Regions from separate parts of the Homo sapiens genome. Here region 2 is linked to region 1. Evidence: read pairs that join two places in POLR2A ChIA-PET (ENCODE). Cell type or tissue: HepG2. All regions are shown on one strand. Links, peaks and the distances in the headings refer to the core of each region. The heading gives the core; the rest is flanking DNA.

The links. ChIA-PET counts read pairs that join two places held together with the same protein. Peaks named below come from ENCODE experiments on the same cell type or tissue, not always from the same donor. Only the 100,000 strongest peaks of a DNase experiment are listed, where the experiment ranks them.
Region 2: POLR2A ChIA-PET joins it to region 1 with 5 read pairs; 2 of 35 experiments call an interaction of 5 or more read pairs at or near these places.

Annotation. Positions count from the first base shown.
Region 1 is chr11:18,380,535-18,386,844 of GRCh38, reverse strand. No RefSeq gene overlaps it. Among named protein-coding and RNA genes, the nearest start is that of MIR3159, 4.1 kb to the left of the region's middle. RefSeq lists an enhancer at 2,434-2,493. In HepG2, for the core only: a CTCF peak has its summit at 2,461; DNase peaks (open chromatin) are centred at 2,394, 3,044 and 4,024; H3K4me3 peaks cover 2,235 bases.
Region 2 is chr11:18,221,092-18,227,401 of GRCh38, reverse strand. No RefSeq gene overlaps it. Among named protein-coding and RNA genes, the nearest start is that of SAA4, 13 kb to the left of the region's middle. RefSeq lists an enhancer at 5,426-5,926. In HepG2, for the core only: no CTCF peak of the experiment used is centred there; a DNase peak (open chromatin) is centred at 3,271.

The DNA of each region.
Region 1 (6,310 bases), core at 623-5,622:
AAACTGTCTGTTGTCTAATCACAGCAGGGGAGGACCATGAAAAGTTGTGATAGCCTTTCCCTCTGACACCTTGGGTGGCAAGGACAGTGATGGGCATGGCGGGACAGAGACGACGGGGCAGCTGATGGATAGGGGACACTGGCCTGGGGGTCAGGAAACATGTATTCTTACCCCAGCTATGTCATGGACACCTGGGTAACATTGTGGCAGTTGCATTCCCTCTGTAGCCTCAGCACCCTTGACTGCAAACATAAAAGGATCTCTCTTGGCCGGGTGCGGTGGCTCATGCCTGTAATCCCAGCACTTTGGGAGGCCGAGGCAGGTGGATCGCTTGAGGTCAGGAGTTCAAGACCAGCCTGGCCAACATGGCGGAATGTCATCTCTACTAAAAATACAAAAATTAGCCGGGCTCTATAGTGGGCTCTTGTGATGCTAGCTACTCAGGAGGCTGAGGTACGAGCATCGAACCCAGGAGGCGGAGGTTGCAGTGAGCCCAGACAGCGCCACTGCACTCCAGCCTGAGCGACAGAGCGAGACTCCATCTCAAAAAGAAAAAAAAGGGCCTCTTTCTTCCAGCTGTAATGTCCAAGGAGGCTCTGCGGTAGTGAGTCCAGCTTCCACACAACACACCTTCATTTTTACAATGCTCAGGACTCAGAGGCAAAGCGCTCCCCATTTTGGGAAGTGATCAGGACTGCTCCTGAGATAAGGGAGAAATGCCTATGGCGACAGGAAACCTATGCCTGCCATCCTCTTGTCCCCCATATTAGTTCCAAAACAGGATCCCAAATGCCCAGTACACTGGTGGGTGTTTGTTAAATTTGTTAACAAAAACTATCTTGGCCAGGCGCGGTGGCTCACGCCTATAATCCCAGCACTTTGGGAGGCCGAGGCCGGGGGATCACGAGGTCAGGAGATTGAGACTATCCTGGCTAACAGGGTGAAACCCCGTCTCTACTAAAAATAATAATAATTTAAAAAATTAGCCGGGCGTGGTGGCGGGCGCCTGTAATCCCAGCTACTCGGAAGGCTGAGGCAGGAGAATGGCGTGAACCTGAGAAGAGGAGCTTGCAGTGAGCCGAGATCGTGCCACTGCACTCCAGCCTGGGCGACAGAGCAAGACTCTGTCTCAAAAAAAAAAAAAACTATCTTGGGCCTGGCGCAATGGCTCACGCCTATAATTCCAGCACTTTGGGAGGCCGAGGCGGGTGGATCACTTGAGGTCAGGCATTCAAGACCAGCCTGGCCAACATGGAGAAACCCTGTTTCTACTAAAATACAAAAATTAGGTGGGTGTGGTGGTGGGCTCCTGTAATCCCAGCTATTCAGGAGGCTGAGGCAGGAGAATCGCTTGAACCTGGGAGGCAGAGGTTGCAGTGAGCCGAGATCATGCCACTGTACTACACCCTGGGCAAGACAGAGCGAGACTCCTTCCCAATAAAAAACAAACAAACAAACAAACAAACAAAACAAAACAAAACAAAAAAACTTGGCGGGGCGTGGTGGCTCATGCATGTAATCCAGCACTTTGGGAAGCTGAGGCAGGTGGATCATGAGGTCAGGCATTCAAGACCAGCCTGGCCAACATGGCGAAGCTTCGACTCTACTAAAAAATACAAAAATTAGCCAGGCGTGGTGGCGGGTGCCTGTAGTCCCAGCTACTCGGGAGGCTGAGACAGGAGAATTGCTTGAACCTGGGAGGCAGAGGTTGCAGTGAGCAAAGATCGTGCCACTGCACTACAGCCTGGGTGACAGAGCAAGACTCTGTCTCAAAAAAAAAAAAAAATATATATATATATATATATATATCTCTTGTCCCAACACAGTGGCTTATGCCTGTAATTCCAACACTTTAGCAGGCCTAGATGGGAGGATTATTTGAAACCAGGAGTTCAAGACCAGCCTGGGCAACACAGTAAGACCTTGTCCCTACAAAAAATTTTAAAAATTAGGTTCTGCTGGACAAGGGGGCTCTCTGCCCTGTTCTTTGAGCCTGCTCAGAGGACACTGCCCTGAAAAGGCAGCCCTACTCATTTCTGTAGGGTGCTAGAAGGGAAGCCTGAGATTCTCTTATGAGGAGTCAAAGAAAACTCCTCAGATGCTCAGGAGGGAGCTCAGGCTGTGGGGGGCCGGTGCCGATGTGGAGAAGGCTTCTTCTGTGGCCAGATAAAGGACATCAGGTCCTTCCCTTGCGTGTAGCTGTGGTGGCTTTCACAAGCATTCTCTCAGGGTGTTTTCACCCTGACCAGAAGAGGAAAGCAGGAGCTTTAATATTTAACTGGTGATATTGCCAAAACACAAAACATTGAATTGCTCCAGGCCACACAGCGGGAAAGTGGCCAAGTGGATTTCAAACTCACCACTCTGTACCTCTGACTTCCTGTCTCACAGTCTGGGAGGATAGTAAGCAAGTACTTAGCCCTTTGCTTCCTGGATTTCAAAGGGCAAAAGTAATAAATACTCCCTAGCTCCCTCCCCTGCCCAAGGCTACAGGAAGGTCCAGACAGCTCCTCTGGCTCACAGGGCTACTTCAGGGCTTTATCTAATTAGCCTCCCTCTCCCTGGTGCTGCATTAGCCTTGCATGGCCCTTGGGTGTACAAGGCCGAGCTCTGCCTTTTGTACAAACACACTTGCAGCGTCAGGCTCTCTCAAAGGACAGTTTCACTGAGCTCATACTCCAGTTTTAGCCACAGAAGGGATGAAAGCCTCAGAGAAATCCTCATAGCCTTGGTCTTCCTTTACCCACTGAATCAGAGGGAGATCACCAGCCCCTGACACCTGCCCCTGCCTCACTTATGCTGCAGGGCCTCTCAGTAACCCTGCCTAGCCCACAGGGCAGACATTAGTCACACAGTGGAGACTTCGTGCTCAGAGAAGAGACGGGAAGTTTTCTTGGTCCGCCCTAGTGTTTCAGTGGTGGTGACTCAGGGCCTAGAACTTCCCAAGCACCCTAGAGGTTTCTTCTCTGCACCATGTACCATGACCTTCACAACATGCCTGGCACTGTGGGTGTGGTTCTCCCTCTAGTCTCTGACTCCTGGGTTTTTTCCACTGTACCAGAGCTTCTTCCAACAGCCCTTGCTTGGAGTTGACAGCTCTGTAGCTTGGCCTCACTCTGCAGGAGGCCACACCCCAGCTTTTAAAGCTACAGCGTCGGCTGAAGGCTACCTCAGTGGAGAGCTCCCAGCCTCAGCTTCCTCTCCAGTTGTCTTTTGGCTGCAAACTCATGATGTCACAGACAACCCCGACCCGACCCCCACCACAAGCTGGTTTTCAAGCACCCAAATTCCTCCCCTTTCCTCAGGAAGGCTGCCTGTCAACCACAGATGGGTATAGGCTGTGCCAGCATCTCCATGGTAACCATGGGCCGCAGCTTCCTGCCTTGATCCAGAGCTTGCACCCGTGGCAGGGCTCCCTTGCAAGGAGGGCTGGCTGTCACAGTAGGCCCATTACACATCTCACTATCATCCTCGCATGGGGACAGCTTAGGGAGGCAGCACAGCTCAGGAGTTCTTTGAGGAAGGTCTGAAAGGGGGCAGACTGGGAAGGCTCTCCCTTCTTTGTGGAATCGATTCTTCACGGTAGGCTGTGGGGTTCCAGTGTTAACACTTTTTCAGGGCATGGGTGAAAGTTGAAAATGTGAGTTTGTGAGTTGGCTTTAGACTTTGCTCTCTTGGGGGGTACAGGAGAGAGACTGCAATTGATTAGGCAATAATTCCAGTTCCTTGCCACCCCTAACTCCATAAAATGTCCCCTGGGGCAGTTGAGGAGCTCTCAACTAGGGGGGCTGTTTATCCATGTGGAATCAAAGACTCCAGAGTGAGACGGGGGCCAGCGAGGGCCAACAAGAGGAGAGCCAACCTGAAATGCACCCTTTTGAGGACTGAGGAGGTATCTTCTGAGAGATTCTGTTTCCAGGAGAAAAGCAAACCAGAATACAAACTGCAGCTGCTGCTGTTCCTCCTGCTTCTCATCTCCGTCCTCTAAGCACATCTCCTCTGCTTCCAACCGCAGTACTAGGAGGCAGGGCATGGGAGTGAGCCTGAAACTCATTGTAGCAGACCAAAGCTCACAGCCTTCCCTGACCCCTGCGTATTTGTTTTTTTGTTTTTTTTTTTCTGAGATGGAGTCTCACTCTGTTGCCCAGGCTGGAGTGCAGTGGTGTGATCTCGGCTCACTGCAACTTCTGCCTCCTGGGTTCAAGCAATCCTCCCACCTCAGCCTCCAGAGTAGCTGGGACTACAGGCGCATGCCACCATGCCCTGCTAATTTTTTTTTTTTTTTTGAGACGGATTCTCGCTCTGTCGCCCAGGCTGGAGTGCAGTGGTGCGATCTCGGCTCACTGCAAGCTCCGCCTCCCAGGTTCACACCATTCTCCTGCCTCAGCCTCCCGAGTAGCTGGAACTACAGGCGCCCACCACCAAGCCCAGCTAATTGTTTTGTATTTTTATTAGAGACGGGGTTTCACTGTGTTAGCCAGGATGGTCTCAATCTCCTGACCTCGTGATCCCCCCTGCCTCGGCTTCCCAAAGTGCTGGGATTACAGGCGTGAGCCACGGCGCCCAGCCAACACACCCTGCTAATTTTTGTATGTTTTTGTAGAGACGGGGTTTCACCATGTTGGCCAGGCTGCTCTCAAACGCCTGAGCTCAAGTGATCCGCCCTCCTTGGCCTCCCAAAGTGCTGGGATTACAGGCGTGAGCCACCGCGCCCAGCCTTGCATAATCGTTCTTTTCATGTTCAACTTCTTTTCCAAATCTCCTTGGAGGGCAGTTAGGTGTTTGCACTTCTGTGATATATAATCAAGAATACCAGTGGGCGCGGTGGCTCACACCTGTAATCCCAGCACTTTGGGAGGCTAAGGTGGGTGGATCACCTGAGGTCAGGAGTTCGAGACCAGCCTGACCAACATGGAGAAACCCTGTCTCTACTAAAAATACGAGATCAGCTGGTCATGGTGGTGCATGCCTGTAATCCCAGCTACTCGGGAGGCCAAAGCAGGAGAATAGCTTGAACCCGGGAGGCGGAGGTTGCAGTGAGCCGAGATCACACCATTGCACTCCAGCCTGGGCAACAAGAGCAAAACTCTGTCTCAAAAAAAAAAAAAAAAAAAAAAAAAGAATCATGTTAGCTGGGCACAGTGGCTCATGCCTGTAATCCCAGCACTTTGGGAGGCCAAGGCGGGCAGATCACTTGAGGCCAGGAGTTCGAGACCAGCCTGGCCAACATGGTGAAACCTTGTCTCTACTAAAAATACAAACATTAGCCAGGCATGGTGGCGGGCACCTGTAATCTCAGCTACTTGGGAGGCTGAGGCAGGGGAATTGCTTGAACCTGGGGGAGATGAAGGTTGCAGTGAGCCGAGATTGCGCTACTGCACTCCAGACTGGGCAACAGAGTCCCTGTCTCAAAAAAAAGAATACCATGTTGGGGAAGACTGTATAGAATGACAGCAGGGAGAAGAATTTGGGTCCTTAGGCTGTTAATCTAATAAAGAGAGAGAGAGAACACCTCAAAGGAATTTGGGGGGCACTGAGGGTGGGAGAGTTGAAGAGATGCCTTAACTTCTGTGGACTGTGATCAGAGTGAACTGTAGAGGAATGAGGCCTCTAGCTATTCTCATTTAGTGCTGTTGTAGACATCATTGGAATCTCCACTATCACTTGGCCAAATGTGAAGCTAAGGATTTGAGCTATTTTGGAATTACTTTTCTTTTTCTTCCTTTTTTTTTTTTTTTTTTTCCTGAGATAGGGTCTTGCTCTGTTACCCAGGCTGGAATATAGTAGCATGATCATAGCTCACTGCAGCCCTGAACTCCTGGGCTCAAGCAATACGCCATGCTCAGCCTTCTGAGTAGCTGGGACTTCAGGCGTGTGCTACCACGCCTGGCTAATTTTTAAATTTTTATGTAAAAATGAGGTCTTGCTATGTTGCCCAGTATGGTCTTGAACTCCTGGGCTCAAGTGATCCTCTTGCCTTGGCTTCCCAAAGCATTGGGATTATAGGCATGAGCCAGTAAGCCTGGCCTGAAATTACTTTGGATTGCTGACAGGTGCTTCTTAGACAGTGCTGGGAGACAAAACCTCATGGTTCCAGACTTTGTGAGAATTGCAATAATAATTACTCCTATATTTAATTAGTTAATTAATTTATTTATTAGGTCGAGTCTCACTCTGTTGCCCAGGCTGGAGTGCAGTGGCATGATCTCAGCGTGCTGCAACCTCTGCCTCCTGGGTTCAAGCAATTTTTATCCCTCAGCCTCCCGAGTAGTATGGACTACAGGTGTGCACCACTACGCCTGGCTAATTT
Region 2 (6,310 bases), core at 831-5,830, 160 kb after region 1:
GTGCAGAGATCAGAGTTGGGTAAGAAGTCACCCCATCTTCTTTTTAGGCATATTCCACCAATACCTCTTCAAGCTCTGCTGGCCTGGGCTACTCCATCCTTCAGAAATCCCCAGATGAGAAGCAGGCACCAGAATGTTCACACATGGTGAGCTCTCTCAGGAACTCACCACACTCCCCTCTGCTTTGATGGGGGCACCAGAATGAGCTGGCAGTTTTTGCAGCTCAGTATGCACCCAGCTGGGAAGGCATTTTTCTTTTCTTTGTATTTATTCATTTTTAATGTTTTAAAAATTCAACTTTTATTTTAGAGACAGTGGGTACATGTACAGGTTGGTCTACATATATTGAACCCAGGTAGTAAGCATGGTACCCAAAAGGTAGTTTTTCAACCCACTCTCCCCTCCCTCCACCTCCTAGTAGTCTGCAGTATCTATTGTTCCCATGCTTATGTCCATGTGTGCTCAATGTTTAGCTCCCACATATACATGAGGACATGTGGTATTTGGTTTTCAGTTCTTGTGTTAATTCACTTAGGATTATGGCTTCCAGCTGCATCCATGTTGCTACAAAGGACATAATTTCATTATTTTTTATGGCTGTGTAGTATTCCATAGCATGTATGTACCACATTTTCTTTATCCAGCCCACCACTCATGGGCACCTAGGTTGATTCCATGTCTTTACTATTGTGAATAGTGTGGCAATGAACATATGAGTATGTATATCTTTTTGGCATAATGATCTATTTTCCTTTGGGTATACACTTAGCAATGGGATTGCTCGGTCTAATGGCAGCTCTGTTTTGAGTTCTTTGAGAAATCTCCAAACTGCTTTCCACAGTGGCTGAACTAATTTACCTCCCCACCAACAGTGTATAAATGTCCCCTTTTCTCTGCAGCCTCATCAGCATCTGTTGCTTTTTGACTTTTTTTTAATTTTATTTTATGTATTTGTTTACTTTTACTGAGACAGGGTCTCACTCTGTCATCCAAGCTGAAGTGCAGTGGTGCAATCACAGCTCACTGCAGCCTCAAACTCCCAGGCTCAGGTGATCCTCCCACCTCAGCCTCCTGAGTAGCTGGGACTATAAGCATATGCAACTGCACTTTGCTACTTTTTTGTATTTTTTTTTCCCAGAGATGGGATTTTGCTATGTTGCCCAGGCTGGTTTTGAACTCCTGGGCTCAAGTGATCTGCCAGCCTTGGCTTCTCAAAGTGCTGGGATTATAGGCATGAGCCATCACGCCTAGCCTGACTTTTTAATAATTGCCTCTGGCTGCTGTGAGATGGTATCTCATTGTGGTTTTCATTTGCATTTCTCTGATGATTAGTGATGTGGAGCATTTTTTTGGTATGTTCGTTGGTCACTTGTATGTCTTTTTTTGAGAAGTATCTGTTCATGTCCTTTGCCTGTTTGTTTTTTGCTTGTTGATTTGTTTAAGTTATTTATAGGTTCTGGATATTAGATCTTTGTTGGATGCATAGTTCGTGAATATTTTCTCCCATTCTGTATATTGTCTGTTTACTTTGTTGATAGTTTCAAAGAAAATGAAATACCTGGGAATATAGCTAACCAAGGAGGTGAACAGTCTCTGCAAGGAGAACTGCAAAACACTACTGAAAGAAATGAGAGACGACACAAATAAATGGAAAAACATTCCATGTTCATGGATTAGAAGAATCAATATTGTTAATATGGCCATACTGCCCAAAGCAATGTACAGATTCAATGGCATTCCTCTCAAACTACCAATGTTATTCTTTGCAGAATTAGAAAAAGCTATTCTAAAATTCATATGGAAGAAAAAAAAAGAGCCAAAATAGTCAAAACAATCCTAGGCAAAAAGAACAAAAGCTGGAGGCATCACATTACCCAACTTCAAACTATACTATAAGGCTGCAGTAACCAAAACAGCATGGTACTGGTACAAAAACAAACACATAAACCAAAGGAGCAGATTAGAAAACTCAAAAATAAAGCTGCACACCTATAACCATGTGATCGTCAACAAGGCTGACAAAAACAAGCAATGGGGAAAAGACTTCCTATTCAATAAATGGTGCTGGAATAACTGGCTAGCCATATGCAGAAGATTGAAACTAGCCCCTTACTTTTCACCATATACAAAAATTAACAAGATGAATTAAAGAGGTCAGGCGTGGTGGTTCATGCCTGTAATCCTAGCACTTTAGAAGGTGGGCAGATTTCTTGAGCTCAGGAGTTCAGCCTGGGCAACATGGCCAAACCCGTTTCTACTGAAAATACAAAAAGGTAACTGGGTGTGGTGGTGCATGCCTGTAGTCCCAGCCACTCAAGAGGCTGAGGCAGAAGAATTGCTTGTACCTGGGAGGCAGAAGTTGCAGTAAGCCGAGATCAAGCTACTGCACTCCAGCCTGGGCGATGGAGTGAGACTCTGTCTCAAAAAAAAAAAAAAAAAAAAAAAAGATGGAGTAAAGAAGTAAAGATTTAAATATAAGACTCATACAATAAAATTCCTAGAAGAAAACCCAGGAAATACCCTTCTTGACATTGGCCTTGGCAAAGAATTTTTGGCAGAGTCCCCAAAGACAATTGCAACAAAAACAAAAATTGACAGGTGGGATCTAATTAAACTAAAGAGCTTCTACACAGTGTTCTTCTTTTCCTCTCTGAATCCCAAATCTATATGAAGAAATCACCAGTCTCCACAAACACTGTACTCCCCACGGACTGACAACCGTGCTCTCTCCCCCATTCCTTTCCTCAGTCTTCTCCTTATATGGACTGGAGGGTGCAATGGGGATGAGGAGGTGGTTGGTTGCTGAAGGCCTACACTGCTACCTCTTCATAAGCCTTGGGGGCTTATGAGATCTGGCTCTACTTCTTGGATGTTCTCTCTACAATGTGGGGTACTTGGAGCTTCTTTGGTCTCAGCTGTGGTCAGAGGGAAAAAAAATATTACTCAACAGCTTGTTTTCCAAACTTGGGTCAAAAGCAGCCATCTTGCAATCCTCTAACTTACTAGGTTCACTTTTTACAATCTCTAATTATGGGAAAAAATCCAGGTCCATTCTCAGAGAACAGTATGCTTTATTTCAAACCACATTGTTTAAAACATATTTGCAAAAACTCTAGCCGATGACCTACTTGTACCTTTGGTGAAATGGCTGAGGGAATTTACAGTAACTCTAGGCTGGGCTCTATGGGCCTTGTTCCTGCATGATCTGACCTGTGGCAAGTGTGCAATGCACTGTGATCTTTGTTTACTCCTGTTTAGGGTTGGACTTAGTACTGTCCAAATAGTACCATGCTTCTCTTTAACACAAAGTCCTCAATCTATTTACCTTTCTGGTAAAGATGCTTGCGAAATTCACTCATCCATTTATTTATTTATTTATTTAACATGTATTTAATGAACTCCTAGTATTGGCAGGAACTCTTCTAGACCCTGGGAATACAGTAGGGAATAAGGCAGAGAAGACTAGTGCTCTCATGCAGCTGATGTTTCACTGGAAGAGTTATTATCAAGCTAGTTGATGTAATTGAATTACATTATGTTGTACATGTATTTGTATATATGCTATACTGCTGCCAAGTTTAGGTTGCAGCTATATAGCATTTGGTTAATAATCCCAACACTTAATCCTATCAGACCAGATTTGAATTTCAGCTTTGTCATTGACTCTGTGGTAGCTAAGGGCATGACATGAAAACATGCTTATGTTAAATTGCCAAATGAAAACGTGGACTATAAAATGGTAGATATTGTATCACTTGGTGTTTATGTATTCATATATCTATAAACACTTAGAAAATAGATTAGAGACCAAGTATGAAGATTCTACAGTGGTTCTCCTTACCCCTCCCCCAGCCTTGGCTGATGAAATTAGTATTGCTTTTTATTTTTATCCTTATACTTATTTTGTATTTTTCAAGTTTCCATCAGTGAACATGTCCACTCAGCTAAGACTCGTTCAACCGACCTATGTCACGGGCACCTTCGCAGGTACTGAATATCCATAGTGAAAAACCCAACTACACTGTTCCTGTCCTGATTGGGATTCCAGTGTTCAGACAAGGACAAATAACAAATATTTTATTTATAATATAGTTTAGAGTTTATAACCCTCTCTCTTTTTCTTTCTCTCTCTCTTTCTCTCTCCTTCTATGGACTAGAGGGTGCGATGAGAATGAGGAAGTGGTTGGTTGCTGAAGCCAATTCTGTACACAAACACAACACATATACAACACACACACACAATACACAAATACACCACACACACACCACATACATACACCACACAGACACACACACCACACACACACATACACAGACCACACACACATACCACACACATACACCACTCACACACACACACCCCCCACACACCCCATATACTCCATACACACAGCACATACACACACCACACACCCCCAACACCCCCTCACACACACACACCACACACACACCACACATATACACACCACACACATACACCACATATACCACACACACACACTCTCCACACACAAGACGCACACCCCCCCCACACCACACACACATACACACACCACACAGCAATACATATGCAAACACATAGGTACACATAATGCATACAAATTAATAAAGATTGCAATGAAATATGCTCCATATTCCAATAATCCTTACTCTGACCTTTTTCCCCAGTGTGATTCGTTTCTTCTCAGGCCTGCTTATCCATCAGGATTAACCAATGGAATTTAGGCAGTTGACCTTGAGAACTAGAGGCCCTACTAATTTCTGGTGAAAGAAGTTTCTTCAAGATAAGGAAGAGAAAATGTTCCATTTTCTCCTGTAGCTGCTAGATCAGCAGTTAGGATAATAAAAGCTGTACTTACAAAAGTTCTTTCTTTTTTTTTGAGATGGAGGTCTCAATCTGTCACCCAGGCTGGAGTGCAGTGGTATGCCTGCAACCTCCACCTCCCGGGCTCAAGCAATCTTCCCACCTCAGCCTTTTGAGTAGCTGGGACCACAGGCATGTGCCACCATGCCCAGCTAGTTTTTTGTTTTTTTTTTTTGTATTTTTGGTAGAGATGGGTTTTGCCATGTTGCCCAGGCTGGTCTCAAACTCCTGAGCTCAAGCGATCCACCTGCCTCAGCCTCCCAAATTGCTGGGATTACAGGTGTGAGCCACCGCGCCTGGACACAAAAGTTATTCCTAACAGGAATTTTGTAAAACAACAGCAGCAACAACAACAACAACAACAAAAAACACCTCAGAGATTGTTACTATGTCCTGTGAAACCCTATAATATCTTATTTAATGTTTAGACTTTAATCTATACCTTTGAAACAAAATCATTATTTTGATGGAATCTACTAGACTAGAAAAAAATGATGTTGGATTGTGCCAAGTTTTGGCAAGGATGTAGAGCTATAGAAATCCTCCTGTACTGCTAGAGCATGTAGATGGGTTATCATCCTGGAGAGCAGTGTGACACTTGGAAGTAAAAGAAAGACATATGGACTAACAATATCACTCTGTTGATATACACGGTGATGGCAATGGTGGCCTGCCTGGTGTGGGCACTGCCAAGATGCTGTCAGCAGCAAGGAAGGCGCAACTGGGCTGTGGGCTCTGCAGAGCCAGAGAGAGCCAGGAGCAGACAGGAGCCTTGCCCTCCTGGGTGTGGCTGCACCTGCCCAAGCTGTGGCTGTGGACCTGGGAATCCCTGTCCTCCCCTGTGCTCTTGAGGGCTGGGAGCAGGCAGGAGCCCCACTCTCCCAGGTGTGGCTGCAGCTGCCCAAGACATGGCTGCGGACCTGGGCCTGCACTCTTGGCCCCCATCCCTGCAGGCTCGGAAGTGCCTACCACTGCTGCCTGGCCTCTCCCCACTCCCGGTGTTCACTCTGATCTCAGAGCAAAGTTGAGGTCAAGCCTGGGCACTGTCATCACCCGGCTGGGAGTGCACACACTTGGGGCAGTGCTGACATGCCAGCCCCCTGCTGCCTCAGCCCCCTCTGGACTTTGGGCATTGATGAGCACAGGAGGGAGGCAAAGGTGGCTGCTGAAGGCAGCTCAGTGATGGCCTGCAGGTGCCCCTCTGCACAAACAGCCTGGGCACCATGAACAGTGGCAGGAGGCAGACAGGCTCCTGGGCAGAAAGGCGCAGGTCCCTGGTGAAGCCCTACCTTTAAGCCAGGGATGACTGGAAGCCTGGGGGCCAGGCTGCCAGTTCCATGGACCAGAATAAGAACTTATAGTGCCTTTTCCAGGCCTGTCCATGGCTACCTGTGGGCCAATCAGCATGCACTTCCTTCCTTCTCAGCCCATAAAGACCCCAAGCTC